2 separate regions of the Homo sapiens genome follow, and region 1 is linked to region 2. Evidence: chromatin loops called from intact Hi-C (ENCODE). Cell type or tissue: CD4-positive, alpha-beta T cell. All regions are shown on one strand. Links, peaks and the distances in the headings refer to the core of each region. The heading gives the core; the rest is flanking DNA. Region 1 holds the start of ECD (ecdysoneless cell cycle regulator). Region 2 holds the start of ANXA7 (annexin A7).

Region 1 (2,904 bases), core at 96-2,595, 250 kb after region 2:
CTACTCAAGAGGCTACATTGTGAGGATCACCTGAGCCCATAGGTGGAGGCTGCAGTGAGCAAGGATTGCACTACTGCCCTCCAGCCTGGACAACTGAGCAAGACCCTGTCTCCAAAAAAAAAAAAAAAGTGAAGGCCCTTTTGGAAGTGTAAAGCATTAATAAATGTATGACACTATTATTACTTTCTAAATTATTATACACCACTTCGGTCAGGGTAGGGGGCAGCTCTTTTTATTTTTTTATTATTTATTTATTTATTTTGAGACGGAGTTTCACTCTTGTCACCCAGACTGGAGTGCGATGGCGTGACCTCTGCTCACTGCAACCTCTGCCTCCCGGGTTCAAGTGATTCTCCTGCCTCATCCTCCCAAGTAGCTGGGTTTACAGGCCCCCGCCTCCATGCCCGGCCATTTTTTTTTTTTTTTTTGCATTTTTAGTAGAGATGGGGTTTCGCCATGTTGGCCAGGCTGGTCTCGAACTCCTGGCCTCAAGTGATCCGCCCGCCTCAGCCTCCCAAAGTGCTGGGATTACAAGCGTGAGCCACCACGGCCGGCCGTGAGGGTGGATCTTTTTAAAGCCAGAAATATTTGCTCTTTAAAGTCTCAAAAGCAAAACTGATCTTTATGGATTCTGGTGCTTAATTGCAGAGGTGGGGAGGCAGTATGTGTGATGGTTATGACCACAGGCTTCGGAATCAGATCGACATCAGGTTTGTACCTCTCAGCTCTACCACCTTCAAGCTGTGTGATCTTTGGCATGCTACAATCTTTAATTCTGGGATCTTTATCTGTAGAATGTGCAAAATAATGTTCCCAATCTGATATCATTGATAGGAATGAGCAAATGTATGTAAATAGCTTTGCACAGTGTCAAGTGAGCACTTTCCTGGAGCCCTCAGTTAGCTATTAATAACTTCTCGAGCTACCATGGCCATTAACAATGGGACCTGAAGCACTGCGGATGCTACAAATGCTTCAGCAGACCCAGTGCTTGATTTCAGGAATTTCAGACGAAGGGCGACACGCCCTCAGCTGGAGATGGAGGAAGAAGGGGCAGGGTCCAGCAGGGCTGAGAGGAGAGAATTCCGAAGAAAAATCTCTCCCCAGCCCTGGGAAAGGAAAGGAACGAAGGACTGGTCAAGGAGGGTCCCCAGAGCGCCCGCCGCCCGCCCCGGCTGGGGTGGCTGAGCAGTCCACTCACAGCTCCAAGCTCTGTGGCACCGCCTTCCGAGTGTATCTGGAGATCATCCTCCTCCTCCTCCTCCTCCTCCTCCTCCTCAGCCGCGGCCGGGGCAGGCACGCCAGGGTGGGGGCCTCCGGGCCTGGCCCTCCCGCCGGCTCCGGCCCGGCCCCTCCCGCCACCTACCGGCCCCGTCTCGCCCCGTCACCTAGACTCCGAGCAGCCACCTCCCCAGGGTCCCCACCTCTCCAGTCCTCCGACCTCCCTGCTTTGCCGCGGGGGCGGAAGTGACGAAGGCCCCCGGACACTCGCAAAATGCTCCCGCCGACGCACAGCAGTGACGACACACAAGGTTTCGGGGACTGAGTGGGTTTCAGACTTTCTCTCAGGATTTCCGCTGGCTTCAGGTTCCGGTCAGGCGTCGGGACAGAGCCTGATCCAGGCTTCGGCGGCCGGTGGCAGCTCTCGATCAGCTCTCGCAGTCGGAGAGGCGGCTAAGGAAAGGTGCCACAGCAGAGACGCGAAGGAGAGGCCCTAGAACCGTAAGAGAAATTGGCTTCATTTTGTTAGATGGCAGGAGGGAGCCTAGACTGGGGAAAGAGCACTAGACTCCAAGTCAAGCCCCTGCTGCTTGGTCGCTTCTTTTTCTGTACTCTGGGTTTTCTCATATGTACAGTGAGGTATTAGCCTGAGTGATCATAGAGTCCCTTCCAGTTCTGACACCAAATTCTGCATGATGACGTGTGTTTGGCGTTATGGGGTGGATGGGTAAAATTACTGTCTGTCCCTCTGGGTTGAAAGGCAAAATGATGATTTGGTTAGACTGTGGTGAGTGGGTGTCTGGATAAGAAGAAGCAGGTTCCTTACGAGTCTCTTAGAAAGCTGAGTAAGATTGGAATCATGGAGTTAGGGTGGTCCATCCACCGCCATTTCTTTCTTTACCAAGCATCACCTGGCAGCAAGAATAAACTAGTACTCTTATTTAGGAAAACCCTTAGAAAATTAAGAGATAAGGAAAACCCTTAGAAAATTAAGAGGTATCAATGCAACCTCCATCAAAATACCAGTGACATTCTTCACAGTCATAGAAAAAAGATCCTAAAATTTATATGGAACCACAAAAGAGCCAGAATAGCCAAAGCTATCCTGAGCAAAAAGAACAAAACTGGAAGCATCACATTACCCGACTTCAGATTATACAACAGAGTTATAGTAACCAAAACAGCATGGCACTGGCATAAAAACAGGAACAGAATAGAGAACCCAGAAACAAATCCATATGTCTGCAGTGAATTCATTTTCAGCAAAGGTACCAAAAACATACATTGGGGAAAAGACAGTCTCTTCAATAAATGATACTGGGAAAACTGATACCCGTATGCAGAAGAATGAAACCAGACCCACTACCTCCCACCATATACAAAAATCAAGTCAAAATGGATTAGAGACTTAAATCTAAGCCCTCAAACTATGAAACTACTAAAAGGAAATATTGGGGAAACTCTCTAGGACATTAGAGTGGGCAAAGATTTCCTGAGTAATACCTCACAAACAGAGGCAGCCAAAACAAAAATGGACAAATGGGAGCACATCAAGTTAAAAAGCTTCTGCACAGCAAAGGAAACAATCAACAAAGTGGAGAGAGAACCCACAGAATGGGAGAAAATATTTGCAAACTACCCATCTGACAAGGGATTAATAACCAAAATATATAAGGAGTTCAA
Region 2 (2,904 bases), core at 151-2,650:
GAACCCCGGAGGCAGAGGTTGCAGTGAGCCTAGATCGCACCACAGCACTCCAGCCTGGGTGACAGAGCAAGACTCTGTCTCCAAAAAAATTAAAAAATTAAAATGGTCCAGTTGAGTACAAAAAAGAAGATCAGGAAGAGTTTATTGGAGCAAGACGGAGATGAGCAACCTTGAAAACAAGTCTAATTAAGATGAGTAATTGTTAAAAGATGAGCAGTGCTTTCTAAGCAGAGGTAGCAGGAGGAAAGGGTCTCCGATCCTGTAACGCCTTTTATGCCAGGAAGAAAGGATGAATTGAAAGGATGAAATGGCAAATGTCGTAGTAGACTATTGGACTATTCCTGCAGCTCAGGAAAGTGGGCTGGAAATAAGAGGTTTGGCAAATACCCTGTTATGGTGGTATTTAAGGCAGAGGGAGGGTTTGGAACGAGCTCACAAAGGGAACTCTAGAATGAACAGAGTAGGCTTCTCAGGGAAGGCTTAAATCCTGGAGGTCTCTGGGGTAGGTAGGACAGAAAGTCCTGTTATTTTCCAGGTAGACAGACTGTTGGGCGCCGGGGAATTAATGCTGGTCACCTAGAGAGTTGTGCATTTTGTCTACCATTGTTAAATGAGGCAATGACCTGCCTCAAATACTTTTCACTCCACACACCTATTTGGAAGCCACGTATATTTTGCTTGCTCTTCCCATTTAAAATCGTAATCCACTCTATTCCACCCCCATGAGGAAGCTTTTGGGTAGAAAAGTGTGTAGAGGAATAAGTAAGTTGATGTGCATCAGATGTGCAAACTTTAGTGTGCATCAGAACCACCTGGAAGGCTTGTTAAAACAGGTTGCTGGGCACCACCCGGGGAGTTTGATTCAGTAGGTCTAAGGTGGAGTTCAATAATCTGCGTTACTAACACGTTTCCAGGTGATGCTGCTGTTCGGGGGACCACACCCAGAAGCTACCTTTTACCACTCTAAAAGGTAGCTGATTGGTTTTCTCTGTAATATAAATTCCTTAACGAGTTTAAAATATTGATCTGAGCCCTCGTAATTGCCTCAAATGTTTAATGCTAATGTGTGTTCAATGCTGTAGCCACGAGGGGAGCCTAAAATCACCTAACAACTCCTTTCGGGAGTGATTTTGATTAGTTCATCTACAGTTCCAACTAAGATTTCCCACAAATATTACTTTCACAGGAGGCTAACAAAAAACGCCGTCTTTGTCCCCAGAAAATACCTGGAGGACGGTATTTCAGAGGCGGGGAGGCTGCACCAGCCTCCCAGTCTCAGCCCTTCTCTACCGCCCGCCACTGAAGGGGCCCCGGATACCCCCAGGACTGCTGCAACTTCCTAGGTGACTTGAGGCAGCCTTAAAAGGGATTGGTGCAGGGTCCTTGCGACAGATAAATGTGATTAAAAATCCGCTGGGCCACCCGAAGGGAGAGTCTTTTTCCCTCAGGTGGCGCCTAGGGGCGGGACTGAGGGACAGCCCGCTCCCCGCAGCGCCCTCTCCGGCTCCGGGGGTGTTCCCGGCTGCAGCCGCGATCCTAACGGGCTCGCGAGACGCCCCGCCCACCCTGGGCCCGCCCCCGGCTCCATCTTGCGGGAGACCGGGTTGGGCTGTGACGCTGCTGCTGGGGTCAGGTGAGGAGCGGCGCCCCCCTCCCTTTCCCACCTCGTCTGCCTCGGTGGTCTTGCCCTCGGCCAGCTCTGGGCGCTGCTGTCCCGGTGCTAGTGGGGCGCGGCTGGAGGGCAGTGTGGGCCTCCCGGATGGCGGCGACTCGGTTTGCGCGTCTCGTAGCCGGGCTGCCGGCCGGGGTGTGTTGGGGTGGCGTGGGTGAGGCGGCCGGCCTGGCTTACGGGAAGCCCTTCCGTCCGTTTGGAAATCCCAGGGACCAGTGGCGCCCCGCCCTCGGGCAGGTGGAGGGGCTGAGGCCGGAGCGTGGCCCAGCTGCCTCGCGGGAGGCTGAGTAGGGAAACGCACGGGCAGTGCTGAAAGCCGTCTGGCTGGTAGTGGCTGTACTTTCCGGTGACACAGCGAATTTAGGGAAACTTGGGGAAATTTTTACTGTGTTTAGTGAACCGTAGGACAGAATGCGCCAGGCCAAGGTCGTACACTGGTTCTCGTTTACAGTTCTTGGAAGCTATTCTAGAATAGCATTCCAGATTTGATTGCTGTTCCCCGACCAGCAGCAAATCTGTGTTGAAATTAGCTCATCCTGTGCAAACACTGCGCAAGGAAACCAAGGTGCAGAGGTAGATGGCTGATGTCCACCGTAAAGTGACAGACATGACGCTGTTGTCTTCCGACTGCCGTAAACGCCCTGATTTTTGCCAGCTGATGGCCAGCTAATCTGCTAAATGTGTCCGAATTAGATGATGAGTGTAATGAGTTACCTTCCAGGCAAGGAAAGAGTTTCAAGCACTGAATAGGTAAAAGAGATAATTTTGGCCACTGCAAACTTTCAGTCCTTTTCAGTGAGGACTGTCTTTCAGTCCTCACTGGTGGTTGGCTACCTACCTGTCCGTGCAGAGGACTAGCCATGCCTCCATGTTCTTTCTCCACATCACTGACGGATTTAAATGATCCTACCATACCTAGAAGCCGGTTTTGCAAAATTGTATTCGCTGTTGCGCGTATCTTCAGTCACCCTTCCTGTTTCGTGTATTTTTTCCCCCATAAATTTGCAACAGCTGCCTCTTGGGTTCCTGGGCTTCATGCCATCAATGAGAAACGGTGAGACCCAGCCCTTTTACTAACTGACTCACTGGGTGGAGGTGGTTTGGAAAACCAAAAATGATTTTCTAGTCTTTTAAAAGTGATTGCTAACAGAGAATGTTTAAAAAAAAAAAAAAAAAAGCCCGAGCGCGGTGGCTCACTCCTGTAATCCTAGCACTTTGGGAGGCCGAGGCGA

Evidence for each region. Hi-C counts contacts between places; a loop is a spot of excess contacts. Peaks named below come from ENCODE experiments on the same cell type or tissue, not always from the same donor. Only the 100,000 strongest peaks of a DNase experiment are listed, where the experiment ranks them.
Region 1: a loop joins it to region 2, with 5 times the contacts of the local background. A loop is called at or near these places in 4 of 110 quality-filtered maps.

What each region holds. Positions count from the first base shown.
Region 1 is chr10:73,166,684-73,169,587 of GRCh38, reverse strand. It overlaps ECD (ecdysoneless cell cycle regulator), which reads left to right and starts at 1,580. Exons shown (of 14, transcript NM_007265.3): 1 at 1,580-1,722. It overlaps FAM149B1 (family with sequence similarity 149 member B1), which reads right to left and starts at 1,469. Exons shown (of 14, transcript NM_173348.2): 1 at 1,202-1,469. The coding sequence starts at 1,248. RefSeq lists enhancers at 1-561, 1,456-1,655, 1,162-1,761 and a silencer at 1,216-1,405. In CD4-positive, alpha-beta T cell, for the core only: no CTCF peak of the experiment used is centred there; a DNase peak (open chromatin) is centred at 1,477; H3K4me3 peaks cover 1,993 bases; H3K27ac peaks cover 1,815 bases.
Region 2 is chr10:73,412,741-73,415,644 of GRCh38, reverse strand. It overlaps ANXA7 (annexin A7), which reads left to right and starts at 1,587. Exons shown (of 13, transcript NM_001156.5): 1 at 1,587-1,633. RefSeq lists a silencer at 1,404-1,963 and enhancers at 2,364-2,443, 2,454-2,573. In CD4-positive, alpha-beta T cell, for the core only: CTCF peaks have their summits at 1,251 and 1,450; DNase peaks (open chromatin) are centred at 1,544, 1,944 and 2,244; H3K4me3 peaks cover 1,967 bases; H3K27ac peaks cover 1,335 bases.